Linked DNA regions of Homo sapiens: region 2 is linked to region 1. The links are chromatin loops, found by intact Hi-C in ENCODE. Cell type or tissue: B cell. All regions are shown on one strand. Links, peaks and the distances in the headings refer to the core of each region. The heading gives the core; the rest is flanking DNA.

Region 1 (7,098 bases), core at 793-5,792:
ATACACTGGGGAAAGGACATTCTCTTCAATAAATGGTGCTGGGAAAACTGAATGCCTGTATGCCAAAGAATAAAACCAGACCCTTATCCCTTGCCAGGTACAAAAATAAAATCAAAATGGATTAAATACTTAAATCTAAGCCTTTAAACCATGAAACTATTAAAACATTAGGGAAACTCTCTAGGACATTGAACTGGGCAATGATTTCTTTAATAATACTGCACAAGCACAGGCAACCAAAACAAAAATGGACAAGTGAGATCACATCAAGTTAAAAACCTTCTGCATAGCATAGGAAACAATCAACAAAGTGAAGAGACAAACCACAGAATGGGTGAAAATATCTGCAAACTACCCATCTGACAAGCGATTAATAACCAGAATATATAAGGAGTTCAGATAACTCAATAGGAAACAGATCTAATAATCTGATTTACAAAATGAGCAAAAGCTCTGAATAGACATTTTTTAAAAGAAGACATACAAATGACAAACAGGCATATGAAAAGGTGCTAAACATCACTGATCATCAGAAAAATCCAAATGAAAACTACAATGAGATCATCTCACCCCAGTTAAAATGGCTTATATCCAAAAGACAGGCACAATATCAAATGCTGGTGAGGATGTGGGAAAAAAGGCAATGCTCGTACACCGTTGGCAAGAATGTAAATTAGTACAACTACCATGGAGAACAGTTTGGAGGTTTCTCAAAAAACTAAAAATAGAAAAAAGGCAATGCTCGTACACTGTTGGTGAGAATGTAAATTAGTACAACTACCATGGAGAACAGTTTGGAGGTTTCTCAAAAAACTAAAAATAGAGCTACCATATGATCCAGCAATCCCACTGCTAGGCATATACCTAAAGGAAAGGAAATCAGTATACTGATGACATATCTTGTACTCACATGTTTGTTGCAGCACTGTTCACAATAGCCAACATTTGGAAGCAACTGCTGTGTCCATCAGCAAACAAATGGATAAAGAAAAGGTGGTCCATATACACAATGGAATAGTATTCAGCCATAAAAAGAATGAGATTCTGTCATTTGTAACAACATGGATAGAACTGGAGGACGTTATGTTAAGTGAAATAAGCCAGGAACAGAAAGATAAACTTCACATGCCCTCACTTATTTGTGGGAGCTAAAAATTAGAACAACTGAACTAATGGAGATAGTAGGATGATGGTTACCAGAGTCTGGGAAAGGTAGTGAGGGGTGGGGAGTGGGGATGGTTAACAGGTACAAAAATATAATTAGATATAATGAATAAAATCTAGTATTTGATAGCACAACAGGGTGACTACAGTCAACAATAATTTATTGTACATTTTGAAATAACTAAAAGAATATAATTGGATTGTTTGTACACACAAAAGGATAACCACCTGAGGTGATGAATACCTCTTTTATCCTCATGTGATTTTTATGCATAGTATACCTTTATAAAAGTATCTCATGTACCCCATGAATGTATAGACCTACTATGTACCCACAAAAATTAAAAATTAAAAAGAAATGGAGTCACTTTAACTCAAATAAATTTGTTATCAAAGGAAACTAGGTGTCATTACCATAAGGAGAAAACCAGAATCCGTTGTTATAAATACAAGAAAACTGTGAAAATAAACAAAAGCAGAGCTATCTTAGCTAGACAAGAAAGATTCCAGCCTGAATCTGCCTTCACTTTGATAAAAAGGGAGATTGTCTGGTATTAGAGAGATATTAGAGAAAAACAGCATCAAACTAAGATTCCTCCTTCATGTAGTCAGAATATATCGAAAGAAAATTGAAAAGGCAGTGACTTCCTCACTCACTCATTGTCAGTTATTGCCCTGCCCCCGCCCCTATCAGGCTCCTTTGGACTCTCAGCAATGGTACATTCAGTCACACTTAGCATATGGCGAACAGAGCAAAAGTGAAAAGTTTGTTTCAAAAGTCACAGGCCAGGGTATAGTATAACAAAATACTTATGGTTACATAATAGTTTTGTTTCCTAAAGAGAATTTCATCTGACAATTTTAAGAAACTGTGTTTGCAGAATCTCTGAACTATCTCGGTAATCAATTAGAAAATAGCAATCAAAATACCTCACTTTTGGAGCTTGCTTCCCACCTCCCCCCTACCCCTGCCCCCCTCCAAAAAAAAGCACTTTATCCCATTTGATAATCTGTGGGTGAGAAGAAATGTATATCAACTCTGGAACAAATCTGAGTAAGTTGAAATCCAAATTCCTCTCTCTCTAGGTCTATTGCCTTAAAAAATCATTTAATGTCATTTATTTCTATTTCATCATTTGAAAAAGGAGATTAATAAGCCTTACTAATTGTTGTAAGAATTAGAAGTAATGCATGTAAAGAAACTAACACCTAATGTGATTTTAAAACTTACAGACTCTCTGCTCTTCCCATTTGACAGACAGACACATCTTCTCATACAGGGACAGCGGAAGCATCGTTGAGACACATGCTGAAGTGATGGCAATGTGGATGTCGTTGCCATCACTGACCCCTTTGTTAACATCAAGTACATTGTCTATGTGTTCTAGTATGATTCCACCAAATAACAAGTTCAACGGCATAGCCAAGACTGAGAACCAAAAGGTTGTTATAAATGAAAAACCCATTTCCATCTTCTAAAAGTGAGATCCTGACATGAAATGGGGTAATTCTTGTAATGAATTTGTTGTGGAATCTACTGTGTCTTCATTTTCTTGTAAAAGTCTGACTTCATATGAAGGGTGGAGCCAATAGGGTCATCATCTTTGTCCCGTCTGCTGATGTCCCCATATTTATGAGCATGAATGATGAGAAGTGTGACAACTCCCTCAAGATTGTCAGCAATTCCTCCTGCACTACCAAGTGCTTAGCCCTCCTGGCCAATGTCATCAATAACAATTTTGGCATCACGGAGAGACTCAAGATCACAATCCATGCCATCACTGCCACCAAGAAGACTGGGAAGGCCTCTCTGGGAAACTGTGTTGTGACAGCCATGAGGCTAGCCAGAACTTCATGCCTGCCTCTACTGATGCTTCCAAGGCTGTAGGCAAGGTCATCTCTGAGCTGAATGGAAAGCTCAGTGGCATGGCCTTCTGTGTCCCCATCCCCAGGCTGTGTCTCCAGCTTTCTATGGACTGTCCAGAGAAAGCTGCCAAATGTGATGACTCCAAGAAGGTGATGAAGCAGACATTGGATATTCTCCTAAAGGGCATCCTGGGCTACACCGAGGACCTGGTTGTCTCCTAGACTCTAACAGTGACACCTACTCTTCTACCTTCCATGCTGGGACTGGCATTGCCCTAACAACCACTTTGACTAGTTCATTTCCTGGTATGACAATGAATTTGGCTACAGTAGCAAGGTGGCAGACTTTATGGACCACATGTCCTCCAAGGAGTGAGAGCCTCCTGGACCACTAGCCTCAGTTAGAGGATAAGAAAAAGAGAGAGACCCTCAGGTGCTGGGGAGTCCTTGACCCAGTTCAATCCCCCAACACACTGTGAACTGCTCATAGAAAGATGTGCCTCAAAACTTTAATTAGACCTTACAGTCACAGAGGTCTGCTTCCATCTCAGTGGAGCAAATAGACTTTAATAATTGGACTTTAAATGAAATTGAAACTCACTCACCATATGTTTAATGCATCTCATCTAATGAGTAAGTTCTTGTGAGATTTGTTCCCGTTACTCTTCCCCTCTTTGAGCACTGTGAAATCATAAAAAATTCTTTGTATGGCAATAAACTGTGTGATTTATGAAATCATACTTTGAACACCTCTTTACTTTAACCATGCAAAACACCCTCCCAAACAGAAGGAACTGCTCCCTCACTTTTGTCCTCTTTGCACTTGTACTTACATTATCCTCACATTTTAGAATGGTTTTCTTTTGCATGTGTGTCACTTTCCTGCCTGTGAGCTTCTAAAGAAGGAGAACATATGCATGCCCCTTTTGTAATCAGTGTCCAGCATGTCATCTGGTAGTACACTGTACAGGCTCCATAAGTGCAGGCTGACTTGAATTCCGTTGAATTTATTCTTTTGACAGAAAGCAAAGAGTGAAAGAAATGTAACTTCATACCAGCAAAAATGTTTAGCATAACACTGGTTATGGAGAAGTTATGTTGTTCTTATGTCTTTGTTTGCAAATGGTATAATAATTTGCAAATAAATTTACAAATTTGTTAAAACACAAATCATGTAATCCTTATAGCAAGGTAGAAAAATGTATATGCTGATACTTGAAATTTCTTTGCATTCTGGGCTTTGCTAAGAGAATAAGAGCCCATGTCAAGAGTGCTAAATTGAAACTGCCAAAGTACCTAGTTGCTGCGGGAACTTGGTAAGAGTCATGCAAATGGATACAGGACATTGACCAAACTTAAAGAATGAACAAAATAGAATCAACTCAAACTTGCTGCCCAAAATGCTGTCAAGGTCTTTGCTTTGCTTCCCTGGGGAATTTTTTTGGCTCTGCAAGATACCTTGGGACCAAGTAAGAGATAATTTATTTCAAAACGAGATGTCCTATTTTTGGAGGACTGCCCTAAATTTTTTCTTTTGTCTATAATAATCTATTGTCCTGGATACCAAAAATAGTACCAGGCAGGGATCATTTAAAGCTCTTTGGTAAAAGGCAGTAATGCAGCCTGCTAAACTTATTAGAACAAAAGAGGTAAGCTTCAATCAAAGAGAACTTTGGAACTGTCTACAGTAGTGAAAACATGGACTAGTACCTCCAAAATTTTTGTTTTCATTTTTATTTTCTCAGAGTTAGAGAAGGCCCCAAGGAGTAGACAGGGTAGAAATTTGACTGGATAACAACTAATTGGTGAGCTTCTTTGGGGGAACCTACCTCAAAAACAAAACAAAACAAAAACAAACTCATAAGCAACCATTTTAGAACAGCAAGGTTTATTTAAGTTGGATTATGCTGGGGAACTGGGAAAGGAACTTCTTTTTGCTTGAATATTGCTGAGCAGGGGCCTCAATCCTTCTGGACAACACAACTTCTTTACTGCATCTTCAGAAGCTATGACACTCTTCAATCATCTTAAGGGGGTTTTAAGCCACAAACTTGGTGGCTTAAAACAAAACAAATATATTCTCTTAGAATTCTGGAGGTCAGAAGTCTGGAATCAGATTTACTGGGCTAAGGTAAAGATATGGTGAGGTAGGTTCCTTCTAGAGGGTATAAAGGGAGAACATCCATTGCCTTACCTTTTCCAGCTTCTAGTGGCCACTAGCATTCCTTGGTCTGTGGCTCCTTCTTCCATCATCAAAGCGCATAAATCTCATGTCTGCTTTCATCATCATCCCATCATTTTCTTCTCTTCTGTAGTAAAATCTCCCTCTGCCTCCCTTTATAAGGACATTTGTGATTACACTTAAGGCTCACTTGGATAACCCAGGATAATTTCCTCATCTCAAGGTGCTTAATCAGATGTGCAAAGTCATTTTTGCCCAGAAGGTAGCATTTACAGGTTCTGGAAATTAGGATGCAGATATCTTCAAGGGAGTAGGGCTGGTGGTTTGCATTATTCAGCCTATCGCAAATGGCTAGTGAGTAGAAGAGGAGTTAACCTTGTTTCGTGTAGAACTGAACATAACTACCCATGGCAGAGGGATTTTGGAAGTTGAAAGGAAGTGTTTTGGATTATCAACGCTTTCCAAAAGTAGAGAGGATTTTCTTGGGTCTGTGAGAAGATGTTAAACTGGAATTATAACTATGACCCCACAATACAACACTTGGGACATCTCAAAGTGAATTTCTAGGCAGAAACAAATTTTTGAAGGAAAATTACCCCACAAGGAGACTATAAGAAATCAAAAGATTAAAGAAGGCGGAAGATTTATGAGAGATTTCCTTAAAGGGAACTTCTATCCTCTCTCTGCTTCAAAGGGAATATGGTAAAGCTGTTTCTCCTTCACTTCCAGCCTAGAGGGAGTGGGCTTCCAAAAGACCACTCTGAAAGTACAGAGGAGCCTTGAACTGGTGTGTGACACACACGCAAGAGGCTGTGGCTCTCAGCCTTAGTGGAAGTGTGGAAAGAAATAGCCTGAGTCAGATGAAAATGCTCTTTCTCTAATGGTGGGTCCAAAGGTGCACAAAGCCCAGAAAACATACGTGGAATCTGCAGTAAGGTTCTGCTGAAGAGAGCTGCTGCTGGAAAGTGAGTGGAGTCTAGTAGAAGGTCTGAATAGAAAGGACTACTGGAAAATCAGAAACTGAGGTGAGAGCTAGAGCAACCAGCCAAAGTGTGGGGCTACTGACATCCTGGAAGTCATCGCAGATTGGCCTAGCAGGAGAACCTTGGAAGAACCCACCTGCTCTGTCTACTTGGGAACCACCAGTTTTAATCATTAGCCAGAACCATGGACTGTGGAGCCAGCTTAAGGCAGCACTGTGACACGTGAGTAGATCCAGATTTTTTGAGTTCTTAAGCTTGTAGAATTTGACAGGTTCTCTTTAATAAAAAGAATAAAGCATCACAGATAGAAAATTAGTGAGGAGGTCTTGGAAGGGGTTTTTGCAAGTGAAGCTGCAAAAGTTTGATTTAAATAGCTGTATGTTAAGTCCATAAACTAAGACCTTTTGGTTCCATTCCCCTCTTCTCTTCCTGTATGCCAACAGAAGGGTCTGAGACTAAAGAAAGGAGCAGCTCACCCCAATAAAGGGCTTTCCTGGAGTGGGGTACATTGGGATGGCATTCTTGCCTTTGTATAAAGATTGAAATGTTGATTAACATATTAAATTGTATATTTAATTACAGAACTGAAAATGTTCTTTAGTGACTTAAAAAAATACCGTAGCATTGTGTATTACTTAACGAGTGCCCCCAAAGCATAGGTTCTGCCAGAGTTTCTATTTAGTGGCCAGAGAAAGCCCATCAAATACATTTTAAAGTGGCAATGGGAAGTGAAAAATGAAGTATTTTGATTACATTTAATGAGCAGTATTGTTCAACATCCTGGATACAGGTGGTGGTAAGTTCTTCACCACTGGCATGTGCAAGCAGTTGGTGATAGCTTGTCGGGGTGTCATAGAAGAGATTTAAGCATCTGAATTGTAGTTCCACTAAGTGACTCTAAGA
Region 2 (7,098 bases), core at 770-5,769, 54 kb after region 1:
TCATTCTTCATGATGTGATTTTTATGCATTACATGCCTGTATCAAAACATTTCATGTACCCCATAAATATATACACCTACTATGTACCCACAAAATTTGTTTTTAAATGTGGAGGATATGCATTCACCATATCCTCCAAATCCCCAATTATTTTTCCATTTTCCTTTCATTCAAAAATCTAGACACAGACTTTGTATCTAGAACCAAGCCAGGAGTTTTGTCCCTAGTAACTCTCCTTGGCCATTAGTGCTCTGTCCATCCCTCATATTTTTATGTAATATGCTAATATTTGAATATTGAAGTCTTACAAAGTAAAGTTTTCTATGAATGACCTATCCACAAGTACATGCTATTTTAGGAATTAATTATGTTCTCCCTGGACCCCATGAATGCCTTATGTCAAGTCCTAAAAAGATAGAAACGATATACAGACAGTCAGTCCCTGACTTAAAATGGTTTGACATATGATTTTTTGGCTTTATGATGGTATAAAAGTGATATGTATTCAGTAGAAACCAAATTTCAAGTAACCCAACCATTCCATTTTGTATTTTTCATACCGTATTCAACACATCACATGAGATATTTAACACTTTATTATTAAATGGTCTTTGTGTTAGATGATTTTTCCACCTGTGGGTAATGTAAGTTTTCTGAGCATGTTCAAGGTAGGCTAGGCTAAGCATAATGTTCAGTAGGTTAGATGTGTTAAATGCATTTTTGGCTTATGATATTTTCAACTTGTGATGGGTTTATCAGGACATAACCCCATCATAAGTCGAGGAGCATCTGTATTTTGAAAAATATTGCTATTTATCTTTTGATATTTTAAAAGTGCATTTCTTTCTCTCGTGAATTCAAATGTACTTTCTGGGCTTAACCTCCATCTCAAGCTATCAAGATTATAAGCATCCGTTTGTTGGATAATTGTTCTTTTTATTATGTTTGACACATTTTTAATTGTTTCTATTGATTTATTCTTCTTAGCAATTGCATGTGATGATCAGAATATTTGCTATATGACCTTCCTGCTTTGTCTTCAAGTGGATGGTGTAAGTCGTGTTTCAAAGTATATTTTCAGAAATCCTTAGAATGTTGTAAAATTTGTATATGAAAAAGGATAAAGTACTTAGCAAATTAGCTCTTGTTCCCACAAAGAAACTTCAAAAATTAAAGTACATAGTGAAATAATCTTTAAAAAAAATTGAGCTAGGGATAGAAAAAATAGCAATTTGATGACCAGCAAGTGTTTATATAATGAGTTCAAAAAAATTTAGGACCAATTTGCTGAATTAACAAAACCTGTAAGGCAAATAAGTGTTTTCCAGATGGACTGTCTCATCCATTACTGCCCACGACATTCTCTTTCTTGGCCTGGAAAGAAACAGTAGTGGAAATTCTACGTAATTCTTAAACATTGTGAAAATTGCCCAGTCAGCTTTTTAAGAAGCTACAGAGCTCTAACCACCAACAAACATTTATAGGACTTAGAATTGGGTTTATCCAAATTTTACATAGTTGCCAACTCTAGCAAAATGAACTGAACAATGATCTATCTTTCAGAACTACGCAATTAAGTTTTTTGTACTAGAAAAATGCATCCTATTCAAGGTTCTTTTCTGGCAAAGAAAAAGTATTCACTCTTCTTTTGCATTTTTCTGAAACCCTATGACATTCTTCCCACTTCCACCATAACACCCAACCCCTGTGCGGTTGAAAGGGCAATCTCCTTTAAACTCCCAGCACAGCCATGCCATCAGGATTTTTCATGGAAGAAGTTCATGGGTTATTCCTGAACAATCAGCTATCTTGCAGACTAACTTCATATTTTGCTCCCAGATGCCCAGAGAATCCTCCTGGGCAGACATATCCTATGTGTTCAGATGAGAGAGATAAATGACCTCCTTAGATGGCAATATAAATTTGAAGATTGAAATTGAGAAGGAAAATCAACCCCTTCAATCTTTCTTACCAGAGACTAGAAAAAAATCGTGTGTGCTTACCTGATAACAGTGAGCAACTCTTGCTATCTGTGCCACCGAATTAATCTTGAAACTGATGTGAAATGTGTCTAACTTCACAACACCAGCTCCTTCTGATACTGTCTGACAGCACCACCCCATCAGAGATTCTTCTAGTTGTGTGCTATGGATATTCGTTTCCTGTAAAGATGGTTGCTTGGATATTTTGATTTTGTGAATGCTGGGTCAACCTAATCATATTTTCCCATATAAATTGCATCCATGTGAAATTAAAATTGAACATAATTAAGAGGAATCCTTTCTGTCTGTATGTCCTATGCATCATTTATCAGGTACAGATATCTCAGGATTAAGGAATCTAAATTTAATTTCATTTTGGATGCCTAAGTAAGTCCTGGGTGAACAAGAAGGCTGGATGAGTCAACAAGAATTGCTGAATTGGCCAGGCTTACTTTGGAGAAAGAAACTTGCATCTGGCAACTGGGCAGTGATTCAGGAGATGGCTGATGCTAAAAGAAAAAATGAAAGTATGAGGCTTACATGCTTATAATCAGCTCCTAACCTCTTTAAAAACACCCTTAATTTCCCTTGTAGTGGTTTCTTTTTCCATTCAAAGGGTTCTGGATCTTAATTTTAATTCAATTTCATCAGGAAACCAATGTAGAAAGAGTAAAAAGAAAGGCAGATGAATAGCAGAAGGAGGTTATCTCAACCTCAATCACTCATGGATGCTTCTAGCTGAAAACACCAGAAAAATCTAAGTGATGTAAACAACTAAGAGCAAATGTAAGAAGAGCTAGAATGCTAAAGTCTAAAGGCAGTTAGTGGGAAGGAGATACTTATAAATTATAAGATAATCTGAGAAGGAAAAGTTGATGGAAGGGGAAAGAGAAGAAAGTGGAGGGGACATGGGGGAAGAGCAAGAAGCGGAGGGAAACAGAAGGTAAAAATGTATGGACTCCATTACCTGATTAGAACTAGGTCCTCAGCTTAAGCTCAGTTACGCTATCAAAGGATGACCTCAACATCTCAGTAGCTTACAAAAACATTGATTTCTCTTTCATGCTACATATATACTCCAGGTCAACTGCCACTCAGCAGTTAATTGTCTACATTCTAGGATCTGGGTTGACTGTCTGAGAGTTCTTAATGAGGTTTTAGAGGAAAAATAGAGCATGAAAGCCACAAGATAGAAGCTCAGAAGGGACACGCTTCATTTCTGCTCACATTTTATTTGTCAAAGCAAGTCACATGGCCAAACCTGATGTTAATGGGGTGGGAATGTATATTTTGAATGATATGTAATTATCCAATAATAATGTAATAATTAAAACATATGTTTTAATCTTCACATCAAGTAAAGATGGCTATGATTTTCCCATGCTTAGGAGTATTGGTTAGAGTGTTTTGCAGAATGTCCTTCAGTTTGTTTTCTTCTGATACTTTTCTCATAAGACTGGGATTATGGGGTTTTTTGGGGAGAAGGGAGAAAAATGCCATTCTCATCACATGATATCAAGAATATATGCTATTAACATGAGCATCATTGTTAATCTTAAACTTGGGGTCAGGCTTGTCAGTTTTCTCCACTGTAGTTACTTGTTTTTCCTTCTTTCTATACTATACTCTTTGGAAGGAAGTCACTATGCACAATTCACACTTCAGAAGTGAGGAGTTATGCTTCACTTCTTTAAAAGTATTTCCCCAATTTTATAGGTGAGGAATTGGAAGTTTAGGGAGCTTAAGCCCAAGACAGCATACTTACTTAGTAGCATCAAGACTGATACCCAAGTCTGTCTGACATATAAAACTATTCTTTCTTCAATATTCCACAAAAAGTACTCCTACTCCTCTAAGAACAGGAAAGTGCTAAGAAAAACAGAAGGATGTATTTATTGGCTGTTTTACTGAAGCATGTTGAGAAACATGCCCTTGATATTTCAGACATTCAGATAATGGTTCCTTAACTTGCTCCTCACTAGCATGGTGACTGGAGAGCTATAAAGCTCCCTCACGTTTGTAACACTATCCAGTCACTGTCCTGACATGGCCTAACTATATACTAGACTGTCTTTCTATAATCATGTCCTGACTCCATTCTAATCAGTAAGCCATCTTTCAAAAGAGAAACTAACTTCTTAGAGCACTGTGAGGGGAGAGCAGAAAATGAAAGTGATATTATCTGCACATCTTGTGGCCAGGAGATAGCTTCTAAGCAGTGTTTTCATGAAGAGAATTATAAATCCAGATATGCCTAATAAAGAAAGACATGTTCTTGACACAGAAAAAGCTCTAGACAAATAGGAGAACTGTCACCAAGACTGAGAAGTACAGCAACAGGATGGTCTATGTCTGTTGGTCGAAAATTCTGAGGGTTTTCCTTCTTGTCAGGGAGATTCAATGTTGACATTTAAAGTATGTGCCAAGTCCTGTGTCCAGTTTTCTTTTGAAGTGTCATTGACAGTGCAGTTCAAAGACAGAAATGAACATCAGATAGCACTGAGTCGTGTTTTCTGAACTAGAATCTAATCTCTCTTCTGAAAAAAAAACTAAGTTATAGAATGTATAAAGATAAAACAGAGTTTATGAATATTCTACATATTTCATATGAAGAAAAGTCTTTTCTCTGTCCATTTTTATACAGAGAATAGAGACTAGTTGGTTTCTAAGTCACATGTACATACTATATATTTAATTGTAATTGTATGATACACAAACATTATTAGTTGAAATATCCTGATGTACAATTATTTTTAAGTAGATTGAGCTCTTGGCTGGCAGTCAGAAAGTTGAATTTTTCACTTCTATTTCTCATAATGTGCAGATATATTTTCAGAAATTTTCTCCAATTGCTGAGATTATCTGGACTATTTGAATTTGCTATTGTAAATCACGTACAAGGATTAAGCTTTTAGGACAAGAACTGTTTTCTTTCCCACTGTGCCTCAACACTTAGTTTATCATAGAATACTATAGATACTTAATAAATGTATGTTAAATAATACATACCAAAACACTGTATACACGCAGTAAATGTTTCTTAAATATCGAATGAATGCTCTCAAGAAAGAAGCATTGAGTGAATTTAAGACAGTCATAAAATGCACAGCTACATCTAAAATAAAAGACCACGTCTAAAGTCAATGCTCATTATTATCCTTCAGTTCAGAATAAAGCTTTTTAAAAAATGAGAACAAGTTTAATAAAGTCTGTATCACATAACATGCGTGATAGCACATTTCTTCCAAATATATTGATCGAAGGCAAGATTTCCAATGGTGAATATTGATAATTGACTTCTAGGCTGTCTCTGCAGGGGCTCACAAAACTTGCTGACCAGCAGGCTGCTATTCATATGAACAGAAAGTAATTTTCCTTTTGATAAGTCAAAAAGATTATATGTTCTTTACATTAAATAACAAAATTGATTGAAAATTAATATTTAATGCTGGTGACAGTATGTTGAGAGAGTTACTCTTCTCTAACACTGGTGTAAGACTATTTTGGTACAACTTTTCTGGAAACTAATTTGGGACTATACACAAAGAGGCTCAAAGAATTTATAGCTTTTTACAAAAGAAAACAAAGAATTCTACTTCTAGGTATTCATCTAAAATTAAAATCAGAGATTTTTTTTCAGAGATTACTGGATATAAAGATGTTTGCTATGTGATAATACTTAAACCTTTGAAACAACTTCAGTGGTTATTAGAGGACTGCCTAAGTAAACTAAGAAATATTCACTCAACAAAGTATTATTCATCCCCTTAAAATAAAGCGTCTATAAAGGAAGAGCCTTATCCAATTCTCCTTTGATGGGTACCTAGGTTAATTCCATGTTTTTGCTATTGTGAATAGTGTTGCGATGAACATATGAGTGTTCTTTTGGATGGATACACAGTAACGGGATTTCTAGGTTGAATGGTAGTTCTGTCTTAAGTCCCTTGAGAAATCGCCAAATTGCTTTCCACAGTGGCTGAACTAATTTAAATTCCCACCAACAGTGGATAAGTGTTTCCTTTTATCCATGTCTATTGTTTTTTGATTTTTAATAACAGCCATTCTGACTGGTTGTTAGAATGATTTCTCATTGTGGTTTTGATTTATTACTCTGATGATTAGTGAGGTGGAGCATTTTTTTCATATGTTTTTTGGCCACTTGTATATCTCCTATTGAGAAGTGTCTGTTCATGTCTTGCCTATTTTTAATGGAGTTATTTATTTTTGCTTGTTGAATTCTTTTAGTATAGATTCTGGATATTAGACTTTTGTCAGATGCATAATTTGTGAATATTTTCTCCCATTTTTTAGGCTATTTATTCTGTTGATAGTTTCTTTTGCTGTGCAGAAGTACTTTAGTTTACTTAGGTCTCACTTTTCTGTTTTTGTTTTTGTTGAAAATTGCTTTTGAGAACTAAGTCATAAATTCTTTACCAAGACCAATGTCCAAAATGATGTCTCCTAGATTTTCTTCTAGGATTCTTAGAGTTTGAAGTCTTACATTTACGTCTTTAATTCATTTTGAGTTAATTTTTGTATATGGTGAAAGGTAGGAGTCCAGCTGCATTCTTCTTCATATGGCTAGCTATCCCAGTACTGTTTATTGAACACAAAATCCTTTCCCCATTGTTTATTTTTGTTAGCTTTGTCAAAGATAAGATGGCTGTAGGTGTGGAGCTCTATTTCTGGGTTTATATTCTGTCCCATTGGGTTATGAGTCTGTTTTTGTACTAGTACCATGCTGTTTTGGTTACTGTTGTCTTACAGTATAGTTTGAGAATGGGTAATATGTAGCTTTATTCTTTTGGCCTACAATTGCTTCAGCTATTCTGCTTTGTTTTGGTTCTATATAAACATTAGAATCTTTTTGAGGTCTGTGTTAAATTACGTTGGTAGCTTGATAGGAATAGCATGGAATCTGTAAATTGCTTTGGGCAGTATGGTCATTTTATTTTTATTTATTTATTTTTATTTTATTTTATTATTATTATTATACTTTAAGTTTTAGGGTACATGTGCACAATGTGCAGGTTAGTTACATATGTATACATGTGCCATGTTGGTGTGCTGCACCCATTAACTCGTCATTTAGCATTAGGTATATCTCCTAATATAC

What was found. Peaks named below come from ENCODE experiments on the same cell type or tissue, not always from the same donor. Only the 100,000 strongest peaks of a DNase experiment are listed, where the experiment ranks them.
Region 2: it touches region 1 in a loop (9-fold over the local background); 1 of 110 quality-filtered maps calls a loop at or near these places.

Annotation. Positions count from the first base shown.
Region 1 is chr3:180,209,708-180,216,805 of GRCh38, forward strand. It overlaps the pseudogene GAPDHP36. Among named protein-coding and RNA genes, the nearest start is that of PEX5L, 180 kb to the left of the region's middle. In B cell, for the core only: no CTCF peak of the experiment used is centred there; no DNase peak of the experiment used is centred there.
Region 2 is chr3:180,263,270-180,270,367 of GRCh38, forward strand. No RefSeq gene overlaps it. Among named protein-coding and RNA genes, the nearest start is that of LINC02053, 150 kb to the right of the region's middle. In B cell, for the core only: no CTCF peak of the experiment used is centred there; no DNase peak of the experiment used is centred there; H3K27ac peaks cover 1,083 bases.